Linked DNA regions of Mus musculus: region 2 is linked to region 1. The links are chromatin loops, found by intact Hi-C in ENCODE. Cell type or tissue: left cerebral cortex. All regions are shown on one strand.

What was found. A loop is a pair of places that touch in the nucleus more often than their neighbours do. Peaks named below come from ENCODE experiments on the same cell type or tissue, not always from the same donor. Only the 100,000 strongest peaks of a DNase experiment are listed, where the experiment ranks them.
Region 2: it touches region 1 in a loop (5-fold over the local background); 3 of 42 quality-filtered maps call a loop at or near these places.

Annotation. Positions count from the first base shown.
Region 1 is chr19:31,078,926-31,086,925 of GRCm38, reverse strand. All of the region lies in intron 3 of Prkg1 (protein kinase, cGMP-dependent, type I), which reads left to right. It overlaps Cstf2t (cleavage stimulation factor, 3' pre-RNA subunit 2, tau), which reads right to left and starts at 4,085. Exons shown (of 1, transcript NM_031249.2): 1 at 334-4,085. The coding sequence starts at 3,860. The coding sequence ends at 1,962. In left cerebral cortex, no CTCF peak of the experiment used is centred here; DNase peaks (open chromatin) are centred at 3,425, 4,099, 4,723 and 6,928; H3K4me3 peaks cover 2,241 bases; H3K27ac peaks cover 1,069 bases.
Region 2 is chr19:31,659,536-31,667,535 of GRCm38, reverse strand. Prkg1 (protein kinase, cGMP-dependent, type I) reads left to right here and starts at 3,166. Exons shown (of 18, transcript NM_011160.3): 1 at 3,166-3,565. The coding sequence starts at 3,255. In left cerebral cortex, no CTCF peak of the experiment used is centred here; DNase peaks (open chromatin) are centred at 3,876, 4,495, 4,891, 5,401 and 4 more places; H3K4me3 peaks cover 3,909 bases; H3K27ac peaks cover 2,624 bases.

The DNA.
Region 1 (8,000 bases):
TCAAATGAGTAAGGTGCTTCCCAGGTCCCCTGTTTTCTATTACAAGTACAACTTGGGGGCTGTGAGTAAAGTGAACACAATCCTTCCCAGTACAAATGCTCTCAGTGCTTAAGAACCTGGAACACAGTATTCCAAAGGACACAGCATGTCTGACGTGGGAGGTATCACAATGGACTGGCAGTGTCTTTGTAGTATTCCAGCTGTTGAACTACATAAAGAATAATTAAAGGTATTTTCACCAGTTTCCTTAGTTTCACCTTTTTCTACGTACGTATTCATGTATCTCTTAAAAAGTTCCTGGTGTATTAAATAAAATGAAACATACAAAATACCTTAATTATACAACCTTTTTATTTAATTTTCATTAAACAATGCAGAGATTTTCTTATAACAAAGACTATAAGAAGTTTTGGGCTAGCAACCGCAATTTCGAAAGCAAGCAATTGGAATTAGCCAGAACTAGCACAAAAGTACAAAACACAAACCAACTTCAGCAAAGGAGAAGCAGAGGAAACCACAGAGAGTTTAACACTAGCACAAAAAACTAAGTCGATGGAAAATAGCCTAGGAATGAAAACTCTGTACACTGAAAATGCTCAAACTTTCCAAGGACAAAGTAGACCCTTGGGTCAGCTCTCTCCCTAAGGCTACTCTTCCCTCTGTAGCTGGGTAGTTAGTTTCCTACAGAGGACTATCACTTGGTCAAGTGGGAACTTGTGCTTGTTTCTGCTCATTAACTAGATATGACATGGTGTCTAGGTGCCACACACTTAATGTCAAAAAATAGTATGGTAGCTCTAAAGGAAATGTATTAAATTCCACACTCCTTATTTTAAAACACATCTGATAGGAATGTATGTTATGACCAAATGGCTCTTGAGAGTTCTAAGAAATAAAATACTAAGTTGAGCAGAGCTGTCAGATCACTTGGGCCTCAGTTCTAGTTAAGCTGATGGCAGGAAAGTACTTTGTGAAAGTTATCAAACTGTAAGACACGTCAAAATTCGAAGACTAAGATTTTTTAACTTCTGATTCCTGCTGACCAAATGGATTCCATCTGCGTATGGATAGTGGTTTATCAAGAACCTGGGTGGGAGCTTTACTGAAAAACCCTCCATTACTCAAGAAAGTCCGACCCCATGTCTAACTGCTATTTTCAGATGACATGAAAAAACTACTTACAACCAGACTTGGTGCTTAAGAATTTTTTTAGAGAAATGTATTAGGAAATCACTTGAGTCTCCTCAGAGGCGGCTTTATATAATTCAGCTGACACTACAACTATTCTGCAAAATCACCAGGTGGGACCAGGCAAGAATATTAGTTGTCTCAAAAAAGTCAGGTAAATGAAAATTACCTTTTTACAGATAACAATGCTTAAAAAAAAAAAAACAAAAACAAAAAAAACCCTACATCTACACCACAGACTGTTAGCTCCAATATTTCAAAATAATTCCAAAATAACTAAACATTAATCTTATTACTCTACAGTATTTTGGTTTACCAAAAAGTGTATCTTAAGATGCTGACATTCAGTTAATATACAACCAAAAACCTTTAAACCATCTTAGTATATCAATACTGTAACAAGTCACTTTCAATTTTTATGTAGTTCCCAGCTTACTCGGGATTTTTAAAGACGCAGTTAACAAAGTGCAGACATGTTATTCCTCCTGCATCTTCCTCATAGCCTTACTTGGTGGATGATGTAGTTATTTTCAGGGTACGTGGTAGAGTAACAGTGACAAAGTGAACAGGCCCACTCCTTCCACTCCATAACCTCCATCAAAAAGCTAAAAGGGAAGCAGAAAGTGACAGGACTAGAAGAAAGATTAAGATCTAGGGAGAAGGAAACCTTAAATGGTTAAAGTGTGCGAACACAGAAGACAGCTTTTTGCACCACTTCATGCCACAGAATAAACTCTGAAGGAGTAACTAAGTGCTTCTTAGTTGAAAACCATTCAAGAAGCCCCAGTGGATTTCTGGATTTGTTCCTTTAAAATCAAAATGCTCTGCCTTTGTTCGGGAGGCAGCATGGCAATCTGATCCGCAGTCAGCTGGAGAACCTGCATGATCAAAGCTGCTTTTTCTTGATCTTGTGGAGTTACCTGGCTTTGCCCAGGGCTAAAACTGCTAGGCTGGCCTCCACCTTGCTTACTGGCTCCTTGCATGCCAGCTCCCTGCATCCCTCCTTGCATGCTAGCTCCCTGCATCCCTGCTTGCATGCCAGCTCCCTGCATCCCTCCTCCTTGCATGCCTGCTCCTTGCATCCCTCCTCCTTGCATACCTGCTCCCTGCATCCCTCCTCCTTGTATACCTGCCCCCTGCATGGTACCTCCAGGATTTCCCACTCCTGCAATATTTGGAACCTGTCTAGGTCCCTGAGGGCCACCTGCCCCCATATTAATAGGGCCAGGACCCTGGATTCCACCAGTCATCGGACCTCTGGAACTAGGGCCAGGGCCCCTCATCTCTAGTCCTCTTGCATCCATGCCTCTGGTTTCCATCGCGCAGGTCTCCATCCTTCTCTCCATTCCTCGTGGCTCCAAGACCTCAGTTTCCATGGGCCGAGTCTCCATCCCTCGAGATTCTCTACCTCCTCTACCATCCATAGGTAGACCTCTCTGATCTATCATGGGACCTCTGGGCTCTCCAATTAGCATTCTGGGATCTGCTGCCAATGGTCCTCCTCTCATATCATGTGAGGCAGGGCCACGGTTGTCATGACCATGATGCATTGGAGGACCCTGATGGGGTGGTCCCATATAGCCCCTGGGCTCTACTTCTCCAGTCACTGAGAGCAAAGTCCCTCCACGTGGGTCATTTGGAGCATCTCCCAGTAGTCCTCGAGGAGGTATGCCACCAGAAGGCATGGGTCCACGAGGCATCGGAGGTCTAGGATCTGATATCTGCATCTGTCCTCGCTCCAGGGGCACTGGACCAACCACTGGCATGCCAACTTGTGGCTGCATTGCTCCTCCTGGAGTTAAGGAACCAGGTCCAGGTCCAGGAACTGCAGCTGGTATTGGCCCCGGAGCTGGAATTCCTCCCTGGATAGAGGTCTGCATCAGAGGTGGAATGTCCTTCACAGGTCTTCTTGGCAGATGCTGAGGCTGAGGGGCAGGAGGATTCTGTTGGTTCAACATGACGTTAGGTCCCGGGCAGAGGCCAGGGGCAGGGCCGGGGCCAGGGCCGCCAGGCCCACTAGGCCCAGGCCCACCAGGGCCAGGCCCAGAGACCGGCTGAGATTTGCCTGGGATCAGTGGTGTGACATGTATCTTACGATGCAAAATTTTCAGTGCAATCTCTGGATCCATGATTCTCATCACCACTTGTGCCTGCAGCAAAGCATACGCCAACTGTGGGTTCTGAAGTAGCATGTTTCGAGCTTCCTGGTGACTGTTCTGGACACACAACTTCATCTGCTTCATGAGCTCAAACATCTGCTCTGGGGGCAAGCTGGCGACTGCTCTAGTAATCGATTCTGGAGCATCTTCTGGGTCGATAGGGTCCCCATAGGGGGAGTCAATGATGGGGGCCGCCGGGCCTAAGCTCTTTAACTCCTCCTTGTTCTTTTCGCTGGCGGCATTGTCCACCCGAAGCGCTCTCCCACTAAACTCTCGCCCATTGAGGTTTCGCATGGCACTGAGCGCAGTCTCCTGGTCTTGGTACTCGCAGAAGCCATAACCCTTGGGCTTCCCAGTCTCTCTATCGTAGACGAGACGGAAACTGACAACTGAACCAACCTCTGAGAAAATGTCCTTTAACTGCTCCTCCGTCGCCTCATACGGAATGTTCCCCACGAACACCGAACGCAGCGATCGATCCATGGCTGGGTCTCTGACCGCCAAACTCGACATGATTGCTGCCGAGAGGACAGCGGAGATTGAATTCGTCTAAGGGTCGTCCTCTGGCGAACCACACTTCCGCTCTGTAACGGAAGCAGATAGCAAGCTCCGGACAGAAACCTTTCTGTTAGGAATCTGTAGTTCCGTTAGGCCGCAGACACTGCTTCCTGAGACCGGACTAATTTATCTAACGCCTTCCGCCCCGGGCCGTGAGCTCGGTTGTCCGCGCCTACTTACTGACAACAGGATTCCGTTCCATGGTCCTATTGGTCGAGTTTTCCCGGCGTCCCGCCCCCGCTTCCTGCGGGCACAGGATGCACTACGACTGACCTCATTAAAAATGGCCGATCGGGCTTCCATGGGGTAACCGGCAGCGTCTGTGTTTCCACACACTCGGGGCTGTTTTCATTGCGTTCCACCGGCGGGAAACCGCAAGCCGGAAGCTGATTTAAGGCTTAATGTGTTTTCACAGCTTTCGTTTAGTGTAGGATAATAGAAATATTTAAAATTATATCCAATATTATGAGGTAAAAATATTGTTATTTATCCCTTAAAATAGCTTAACAACATTAAACATAATTATCGCAAAGATAAAATAGCGCTTCTGTCAGCCGCAGCCCCGCCCCCAAGCTATGGCTTGTTCAAACTGTTACCAAGTCCAGGGTCTTCCCTGGTATCTTCTGTGTGCGCAGGTTGTTGTGTGATCATTTCTCTCTCCCCTTACAAATTTTAATTGACATCAATGCTAAAGTGGAATTAACTAAAAAGTATGACTGCAGAGTCTGGATTAATCGACTAAACTTTTATTGTACACATATAAGTAGTTGTGATTTTATTTATTATTTAGAGACAAGGTCTCTATGTAGTCCTATCCTGGAGCGCAGGCTGACCTCCAGCTCCCAGAATCCTCCGCTGGGCTTAAAGGTGTGCACCACCACCGCCCACTTCTCTTGCCAGTTTTGTACTTTAAATACTGCCATTTTATTTTAAATGACCAAACATAATTTTCACTGTTTTAACTTGGAAAAAAATTCAAAAAATATCATGGTTTATATTTTGTTTTGTTCTTGGTTTTGTTTTTGTTTTTTGAGACAGAGTTTGTCTGTGTAGCCCTGGCTGCCCTAGAACTTAGTCTGTAGATGAGGCTGGCGTTGAACTCAAGAGATCCACCTACCTCTGCCTTCCAAGTGCTGGGCTTAAAGGAGTGGGCCACTACACCCAGATATGTGTTATGTTAATGTAGATGGTATATTTTTACATTCAGTTGTCAATTAATTCAATAAATTAAGTTATCAGGTATACTAAAACAAATTTTGTTATTTTAATACAGGGCCCTTCTACAGCCCAGGTTGGCCTGAAAAATTCACTGTGTATGTAGTTTAAGCTGTCTTCAAATTTGCAATCCTCCTGCTTCTCCCAGTGTATGCTGGGATTAGAGGCAAGCACCACAAGCCTTATCTTTACCTGATGGTCAAAGAAAACACAGTAACCAACAAACAAAGCAACACGTGGGGCCTATGAGATACTTAAAGGTTTTAAAACATTAAATAAAACATTCACCATAAATTAGGCATGGCGGCTCATCTTTAATCCTAGCACTTGGGATACTTCCAGGACATCCCGGAGCTCTTTATGTCTAGTTCCAAGCTGGTGATGGCACACTGAGAGACACTCAACACTTTAACACTTGTGTCTGTTAAATACTATCAGCTTAGTCCCTTGTAGAAATGGTGTTTAAGCCGGGCGGTGGTGGCGCACGCCTTTAATCCCAGCACTCGGGAGGCAGAGGCAGGCGGGTTTCTGAGTTCAAGGCCAGCCTGGTCTACAGAGTGAGTTCCAGGACAGCCAGGGCTACACAGAGAAACCCTGTCTCAAAAAACAAAACAAAACAAAACAAACAAACAAACAAAAAAACCCAAAAGACAAAAAAAAAAAAAAGGAAGGAAGGAAAGAAAGAAGAAAGAAAGAAAGAAAGAAGGAAGAGAAGAAAGAAAGAAAAGAAATGGTGTTTAATATTTACTCTGAATTACTTTGAGCATCTATCAGTCAAATTAAAAACTAACTGCCAGGCTGGTAAGATGGCTCAGTAGGTAAGGAGCACCCGACTGCTCTTCTGAAGGTCCAGAGTTCAAATCCCAGCAACCACATGGTGGCTCACAACCATCCATAATGAGATCTGACTCCATCTTCTGGAGTGTCTGAAGACAGCTACACTTACATATAATAAATAAATAAATCTTAAAAAAAAAAACTAACTGCCTTGACTAAAAATGTACGTGTTTTCAACAAACAAGACTAACCAACAAAACCACCCAAATCTCTGACATATTTGGCAAATGTGGTATTTACAGCAGGGGTGGTCACACAAGTCTGGAAAGCCTAAGACAGGCTCAGGCTCATTTTGAGCTCAAGGATAGCATGGACTATATACTGAGTTGTAGGCAAACCCGGGATATATGTAAAACCTCCCCTCTCCTTTTAGCTATTTTCAGAGATGAAATTCTACACAAAATTGTAAATACTGTAGTCTTTGTGAGTCTGTAAAGTATATTAAAACACTAAATAAAATAAAATTCACCATAAACTGGGTATGGTGGATCACACCTTTAATCTGAGTATTTGAGACACTTCCAGGACAGCTTGGTTTACATATCTAGTTTCAAGCTCGTTGTAGATACTCTGTGAGGCCCTCAAAACATAAATAAATAAGATACACTTTAAAAGAGTTCACTATAGATAAAGCATATCAAATCTAGACATATTCTTAAGATATTTTGAAAAGTTTTACCCTTCTGAGAATTAACTTGAGGACCTCAAGTCTACTACTAAATTATAATCCCCAGGGACATTTTTTATTTGTCTTGGTCTCTTAAGGAATAAGCGAAACACTCCACAAAGTTTTTTTCTAGTCCCTCCCCCTTCCTGTAGCTTAAAAATAATTCAATTTTCCCTTGGATTCAAGTAGTTCGTCATCCGGACCTTTCTGTTGATAGTAAATCTTTTGCCTCTTAGTAGAATTGTGACTTTGCATCTATAAAATCACTCAAGGAAATATGTAGGTCTTTTTATCCCTTGACCATCTGCCTCACATTTCTTATTCCATAAATATCTTTCCAAACACCGACAGTTCAGCAGTGTGAAAACCAATTTGTTAGAACAAATTCTCTGCATGAGTTTTGTGTACTGTTTTATCAGACTCACAAGTAAAAAATATCACCTCAAAAACGAAAGTTTTCCATGCCTCTCATATAAGAAACACAGATTCTGTTTGCTGAAGCCTAAAGGTAATTTAATGAAGTTCGTAATTGGAGAACTATCCCACTTCAAGGGGAGAATCATACAATCAATATGTAGATGATAGGTTAATATGTATAGATGAGGTGTTTTTTTGCTTGTTTATTTGGGTTTCTTTTGTTTTTGTTGTTTTGTTTTGTTCACCTGTGTAGCCTCAGTCCCTGAAGCTTAATCTGTGGAGTTCCGATTATTTCACTATTTGAATGATTTAAAATTTCTTTAGAGTTTGAGTATTAACAAACCATTTAACCTAGAAAGAAACCAGAGACATTAAATGGCACAGTCCCAATTGTAACTGCCTGCTGCCAGGATGCCTATTGTCTTATTCTTAGATCGATGATAATTCCTCCAGGAGACAATTTTTAAGGATGCGGTGAAGTATCTAGAAATGGAATAAAGTAATCCAGAAAGATCTATATTTCTAAAGAAGGCTTCCTGGTAGAAATGGTACTGCGGGATGGCTCACAATCTATTGCAGACAAATGGAACAGAAGCGATTCAGACAGCAGCTGCACTTGGCCAAGATTTGACATTGGGACTTGGTGGGTTTTTTTTTATGACCTAGAAGCAAGCTAAGATGCATGGCTATCATGTGATGGAACTTAGTATAACAGCTCTGACAATGAAATTCATGAAAAGAGTTGTGATAGTAAAGTCAGTAGGCTTCTTTTTGCCTCTTGATAGCAGAGGCTCATAAAAGCCAATCATATTGAGTTAGCTTCCAGCTGAGCTTTTCAATCCTTTTCACCTGTGTGTGGCATCTGGTCTTCCTACCTTTAACATCCTCTAAATGGAGCTTCGTTTTTGCTACTCATCCCTCATCACTTTGTGTACTTTTCTCTGGCTGACCAGTGCACT
Region 2 (8,000 bases), 580 kb before region 1:
AGGGGCATCTGGGTTCTTTCCAGCTTTGGCTATTATAAATAAGGCTGCTATGAACATAGTGGAGCATGTGTCCTTCTTACCAGTTGGAACATCTTCTGGTATATGCCCAGGAGAGGTATTGTGGGATCCTCTGGTAGTACTATGTCCAATTTTCTGAGGAACCGCCAGACTGATTTCCAGAGTGGTTGTACAAGCTTGCAATCCCACCAACAATGGAGGAGTGTTCCTCTTTCTCCACATCCTCACCAGCATCTGCTGTCACCTGAATTTTTGATCTTAGCCATTCTGACTGGTGTGAGGTGGAATCTCAGGGTTCTTTTGATTTGCATTTCTCTGATGATTAAGGATGCTGAACATTTTTTCAAGTGCTTCTCAGCCATTCGGTATTCCTCGGGTGAGAATTCTTTGTTTAGCTCTGAGCCCCATTTTTTAATGGGGTTATTTGATTTTCTGGAGTCCACCTTCTTGAGTTCTTTATATATATTAGATATTAGTCCCCTATCTGATTTAGGATAGGTAAAGATCCTTTCCCAATCTGTTGGTGGCCTTTTTGTCTTATTGACGGTGTCTTTTGCCTTATAGAAGCTTTGCAATTTTATGAGGTCCCATTTGTCGATTCTCGATCTTACAGCACAAGCCATTGCTGTTCTATTCAGGAATTTTTCCCCTGTGCCCATCTCTTCGAGGCTTCTCCCCACTTTCTCCTCTATGTTTCACTGTCTCTGGTTTTATGTGGAGTTCCTTGATCTACTTAGATTTGACCTTAGTACAAGAAGATAGGAATGAGATCCCCGATTCTTAAGGGTGAATCCACCATGGAGAACCTTTAGAATTTTGAGAATGAGACTGTAACTTGTATTTATGCTAAAGCTTGTGTGTGGGTCCCTCACTTAAGTACAGTTTAGTACTGAAAAACCTCCGTTTTGATAACAGTGCTGAATATGTATGGCTGGAGTGCTGTTGGAAACATAGTTTTGTGAGGTGGAGAATCACTTTATTCGTTTTCTTCTTCCCCCCTTCTCTTCCTTGTAGACAAGCTCTATACAAGCAATATATTTTGTATCTTCTGCTGGGAGACATTAATTAAGAGAGACTAAAAACAAAGTATCTGTTGCTTGTGATGCATGTTTATATGTAAACTCCTGGGTTTGTAGACCCCAAGAATAAAGCCGTAAGAAAAAATAGCATTAAGCATTTTCCCAGAGAAGTTGAGAATTCCCACAGGTTAACTGAAGTTCTGGATCTTTGCCTGAGAGGAGGAAACTGTCCCAGAGGGAAGATGCTGCAGGATGCAATTAGTCACACAATGTTGCAGACTTCTGCTCAAGATGACTTTTAAGAGAAATAACAGTTAATTCAGAACTATTATTTAACTGCTATCTTTTGAAAATATTTCCTGTCCTGTGGACTTTTTACATTGTACTCTGAAGCGAATTCAAAGCTTCTGGTTGTAAGGAATACACATGGCTCCATCTGTAGAGAGAACTACATCATAGTCTTTGTGGAAGAAGTTTTGTTAATGTGCTAGTGGCTAGTAGGCTTTCTCTTTCCAGCTTTCTTAGCTCAGATAGAAAATGTTGGCCATTTGAGGAAATAAATAGGCAACGTTTTTGTTGTTGTTGTTGTTGTTTAAGAGAGATTTGTGTCCTTGGCTAATTTGAGATTTCAGGCAGAAGTTTTGTATTGCAACTTAGTTTTAATGAATTTTCTATCTGTTTCGTTTAAGTGTTAAAGGGTGGGTAGATAGAATATGAGAATTATAACACGGAGTGTGAAAGAATAGCAAGTTTAAAGGTTCCCTTTCTTTCTTTCTTTCTTTTTAAGCTATAAGTTTGGACAAGCTGGTGAAGGTTTAGTTAACTATTAGGCACTTATGTAAGCATTAGGTAAATATTTTGGGTATTCTAAATAAGTGTTCCCAAGATGAGAGACCAATTCTTGGACTGAAAGAATGCCGCCTTCTTGCTAGCAGTTTAGCCCACACTGAGCAGTTGGTTCTGGCTGGTGAAGTGGTTGGGTTGAGAGCTAGTGTAGTGGGTGGGACAGTGCAATTACAGCTCCTGTAGTTTTCCCATCCTTTGTTGATCTTACCTCTTCCCCAAAGTTGGCAAAATTTTCTCATTAACTCCTGGGCTGTTAGGAAAGTAACGTTGAAAAGGTATGGTTCCCTTTCTGAAAGAATGTTTTGGAACTCCGCTGTGTTTTTTAAGCCCCCACCCACTTCACCAAATCCAGCAAATGGAAGAAGCCAGGCCTCTAGGGAACCATTCCGCAATTGATACTAGCACAAATGGGAGGGACCAGGGAGCTGCTGAGAGGCCTGCTCCGGCCCAAAATCCTTTGGGGTTTTGGCTTTTGCCCCTAGACGAATTCATTGATCTAAGTTTGGCAGGCAAGAATAGGGAAAATTAGGAGTGTGGAAAGGCTTGGGGGCGGAGGTCAGATACCCATCCTAACCTTCCTCAAAGGCACCTGGACGCCCGTGGAAATCCCTCCCAGGCACTGTAAGCTCTCACCTTTGGAGAGGCAAGTTTCTTTGCAAACCCTAGACACCTGTGTGAGGCGCTCCCCGTGGGAAAGGTGCTGTGGAGGACGCAAGCGCTCAGCCACACTGTTTTCCTCTGTGAGGCTGCGGTCACAATCCCTCCAGAAGTCAAAGCTGTTAGCACGCACAGTCTGCTCTGTCTCCCTTGGTCGCCAGGAACCTAGCCCCACATTCTGTAGCCCGGAGCCCGCTGACGCCTCCAGTTTGCTCCTGGTCCTCTCCCTCCCACCTCTCCACCTCCGAAGTAGCGCTCCAGCCTCGCTCCGCCCGCACAGCCCCAGCGCCCCCGAGCTTTATCAGGCTCCCCACACACATCGCTGGCTTCCTTTGGCACCCGGCGTTGGTGACCCGAGCCGAGCAGCCACCGCCTCCGAGCCCAGTCTCCCTCCTCCCGCCCGTGGGTCACTGCGCCTCCGGGCTTTGCTCCCCAAAGCGCCGCGGCTCCCACCGCCTTTCAGGTTCATCCTGGGCTGGACCTGTTTTGCTCATCCCTAAACCCGGAGAAGTGGAATCTGCACACTGAAACTCTCTGTGGCTGGAGCGGCGGACTGGGCATGCTCAGAAGCCAGGCTTGGCTTTGGTCTCAAGTCGAGGGAAGCTTTTGCACTCGCGAGGCAGCGGCGACTTTAGGGAAAGTTGATCCGAGAGGGGAGGAAGCCCCAAGACGCGGAGCAGCGGCAGGCAGGAGCCCCCGGCAGCCCGGAGGAGCATGGGCACCCTGCGGGATTTACAGTATGCGCTCCAGGAGAAGATCGAGGAGCTGAGGCAGCGGGATGCTCTCATCGATGAGCTGGAGCTGGAGTTGGATCAGAAGGACGAACTGATCCAGAAGCTGCAGAACGAACTGGACAAGTATCGCTCGGTGATCCGGCCGGCCACCCAGCAGGCGCAGAAGCAGAGCGCCAGCACCTTGCAGGGTGAACCGCGCACCAAGCGCCAGGCGATCTCCGCGGAGCCCACCGCCTTCGACATCCAGGATCTCAGCCACGTGACCCTGCCCTTCTACCCCAAGAGCCCACAGTAAGCAGGGTTACGCGCCCGGGTCCATGTGGCGCCCAGGCGGTGGGAAGCTGCGGGTCTCTGTATTGTCTGTCGGCCCCTGCCCCTCCCGCTTGCCATGTCTGTCCTCATCCTCAGAAATGTCTCATTTTCACGGCACTTCTTGAGGGGCTGTGCACGTTTCTCAGGGCCAGACTCCCTGCACATCCGTTGCCTTCGTGTCTTTGTCAGATGCCAAGGTATTTTTAAAATATACATACATATACGTTCATATATGCCACCTACTGTACATAGTTTGGACGCGCCCCAGGTGTGTGTCTGACCGTGTGTGTGAGTGGCTGTTGAACGGAGGAACCAGAATCCCCTTCTTCCCCAAAGCCCCAGCCAACCTGGCCAGCCGGAAAATCCTAACTGCAGGCTCATCAGACTGAAATGAAATGCGTTGATATTACCCTGACTTTCCAAGCTCTTGTGGCTCTCCTGGATTTTTCTACATGCCGCCGGCGCTTCATGCTGGTACCGTTCAAACCTGAGGTTCTGTCACCATCAAAGTGTAAAAGAATAAGAAAATATACATATAAAACAGAAGAATTTTTAAAATTTTCCTGAGTTGGATGACATTTACAATCCATAAATGGAAACCTAGTCTGTTGATTTTTTTTTTAAAAAACAATGTTTTCATAATATCCAAGAGAGAATATTACTTGTTTTTCCTAAAAGAATTTTCACATGGTTCCCAATGAACACTTTCATTTCCCCCCAGAGGGTTAATGTGTTTTCAGGGACAGTGTAGTCAAGCACATGCTATTTCCAGTGGGGACCAAGCTGTGTCTCACATTCAGGTCTCAAGCCACTGTGCTGCTAGCAGTTCTTGTGTGTTAGAGAGCAGTGTAGTTTTAGTGTCAGTAGGATTCATAACTTGGATGGGGACCCTGAATGAAACTTGTTACACAACACTCGAGCCCAGAGTCCATATGGAGAGTGAACAGCAGGGATGGGACAGCAACAGAACCAGAACACCATCTGAATGGCATTTTAATTAATAGTAATGACATAATTGGTAAAGCAGAGGATTCTGTTGTCCTGCTCTTAACTACATAACACGGCTGGATGACACATGTTACATAATAACAGAAGGTCCCTGGGAACCCTTTACTTCATAAACACAGGGGATTCATAAGAAGAGAAAGTAAATGCTTGGTTATTGCCATTTGTATTTCTTGGATGGAAGGGCTCAGAAGTACACATTACATACACTTTTGAGAACTTAAAAGTCAAATCTATACATGCTGGCCCTCCCTACCCCATGAGTCATTTACGGGCTTAGCTAAAGACGGAGTTTGGATTCTGTGGAGTAGGGGAGAGTTGATAAGGAGAAATATTTCTGAGATTTCGACCTGACCGTGTTACCATGATAGATGAGCTGATTTCAATTTGTCTTAGAAACCTGAGTGAACCGAATCCATTGGAGCTTTCTTTGGTAAATTAATTTGCAGTCCCTGGCATGTTCGCCTGTTTCAGCTAACAAGGTACATGGCCATGTCTCCTGGGCCAAGTTTTGCATAATGAAAATATAACTCAGAGGCAGCTTTTTGTATCTTTAACTATTCTATAGGATTGTCATTTTAGTATCTGCAGGACTTTGGAGTAACCCAGAACAAAGTCTGCTCTTATTTAAAAAAAAAAAAGACCATTTTAATAGACTTTTAGACTCAGTATGATCAACCCAGCTGATAACTCTAGTTAAGCATTCTATTTGAGAAAGCCTAAAGAAATCCAGGCAAGGGGAATGAACTACAGAATGTGGTACATTTAGAAGACTTTTGACTATTGGTGTGTGACACAAAACCCTCATGTTTTTATAAACATTCCCAGTGGAAAGTAAAACTAGAGAAGAACATACTTGTAGCATCTCTGTAGGACACTGTATCTGTTGAACCAGGCTTTGCACGCCTGTGTTTATTTGATACCTTTAACAGGCTAGGTTGCTAAGGTGGTATTGCCCTGTGAGTTTTGTAATTCTGAAGGATTATATTGGAGAAAATGGTAAGATTCCTTCCAACTTTAAATATTTTTTGAAAAACATCTGTTCTTTTTTTAACACGTATATAAAGGAAGCCAGAATAAAATTGCCTTGAGTGGTAGTGTACTTTTCTTAGAGGAAATCAAGTATATTATATGCAAAACAGTTATTATCCTATGTGGTTAAAGTGGCTGGACAAGATAGCTTCACATAGAACTAAGACAATGTGCCAATCTAAAAACTTTTTTTGTTTGTTTTGCATTTCAATGTATATTGCTTGAATCATTTTATTATTCTGACTTGCTGGCAACAAGTGTTTATGGTTTTAATCTTTAGTGGAACTTAAATGTAATCACTTTCCTGAAGATTAAGTTATGGTTGAGGCAAAAGTATGTAAGTAGACTGAAATTGATTTAGCTGCATGCTCCCCTTAGTTTTGGGTTGTCTTTCCAGGAGATGCAGTTAACTGAGCAGTTGATGCTCTCTTCGGTTATCTGGTGATTGAGGTGAACCATCTACCATTTCCTTACTGTGGCTGCCTTTTGAGAATTACAAGGTTTTAAAACTCCTTTTTGTTTCCTAACAAACAACTGGTTGTCTGAGTATAAAAAGCAGTACAAAATGTAAAGTAACCCGATAACTTTTATCATCTCGACAATTTTTAGTTGGAATTTTCCCTTTAAGGGGAGACCTGGAAGAGAGCCTCTGTCAGACTCTACTACAGGGGAAGACACTTGTGCTGCACCTGTGAGGTTCAGTGGGGATGTTGGTCTTCCGTAGTCTGTATGGTTATAGCCTTTTAACCCATCTTAGGTTATTTATGAATGTGAGGGGAAGGTCTGGTGTAGTGAGTTGGAATCTGTTTATACTTCTGCCAATGAACTATTTAAGAATGTAAAACCACTAGACTCTGTTCCAAAACACATCAGGCAAAAGGGCCCCCTTAACAATGGAACATACAAACAAAGCTAGTCATCTAGTCCGTGAGATCAGGCCAGCCGACGGTTCACATGAACTTCTATTTCATGACATTTCATTCCTAAAGAGGTACTCGCTGTTCCCAAACCTTTTCCATTTTGCTGTCACCGCCTTCCGTGTCATTTTGATTGGACGATCTTGACTTGAATTCCCATCAAAACTTGTTAATGTCTTGTGTGTTTTTGTAAAGCTGTTGCTTTTTACCCCTGAGGTGGCTTCACTTCAGAGAGGGAGATGACAGGTTCTGTTCTGTTTCATTTTTGTGACTGTGAAATAGTCTGGAAGCATCGGAGGTAAAGGAGACACATAGTTTCCTATTAGGGAGGAATTAAAACATAGAAGACCCTGAGTGATTGTCTAAACCTTAATATTATGTATTCCAAGAGAAACAGGATCTCCTTAAATGCTATGTGTTTAATTTTAAAGGAAGTCATGGAATCACACAATTCCAGTGTTGTTATAAGTAGCCTAATATTAAAACATAGATTTCTTCACAGTATTACACTTCAAATGAGCCTTGCAAATCAGCCCAATAGTTGTATGAGATAATACCTGCCACATGGAAAAATACTGTAAGGCACAGAACCCTTGTTAATAAAGAGTTACCAAGGGACCCAACAATGTCGTACGTACAAGTAAATATTTCAGAACGCTGAGTGACGCGAAATGCAGCCCAGTTCACAAAAAGAGTTGGTGGCTTCTGTGGCTCCCATTGAACTGTATGCTATCAGGAACTCCTCTGAAGGACATGCTATTGCATTGTAGGACTTGGGAAGACTGCTATGATGTAAGCCCTTTATACTGTGAGGGGAGCATGGAAGGGAGTGAGGGATGATACAAACCCTAGCCATCATCAGAGACAGGGTACATCCAGAGAATGGTGGTAACCAGCAGCTTTAGTGGAGTGCCATAGAGGGGACGGAGTATCTCAGGTTCTATGGTCTTATAAAGTGTAATAAGAGAAACTTGTTTTTTAGAATGATCCAGAATCGTATGTGTGTGTGTGTGTGTGTATGTGTGTGTGTGTGTGTGTGTGTGTGTGTGTACACGCGCATGTGTGATCAAGTGCTAGTTATTAGTGGTGAAGCTCTCGGTTCTAACCTTCCACTATAACTACAGCAACTAGGTAAGAATATCTAACCTAGCTAAAAAGCAGGCGATGAAGACTCTTGAAGAAGCCAAGTACCTTTCTGCGTGTTCTCATGGAAAACAGCCGAGTTATCCGCCATAGGCCAGCTCTGCAGATTCTTCACATATCTGGGCAGACTGATGTAGATGGGAATGCAATCTTGTTAGTTATTGAAATTCATCTCCCCTGCTTCCGTGGGGGAGTTAAGGTCTGACCTAAGGTTATTATAATACTTTCCAATTTAAGTTTGAACATTAATTTGACATTACAGCCTATGCAGTGAAACAGAAGTCTGTACAAAGGCTTTATCATGTTATACTGGATCA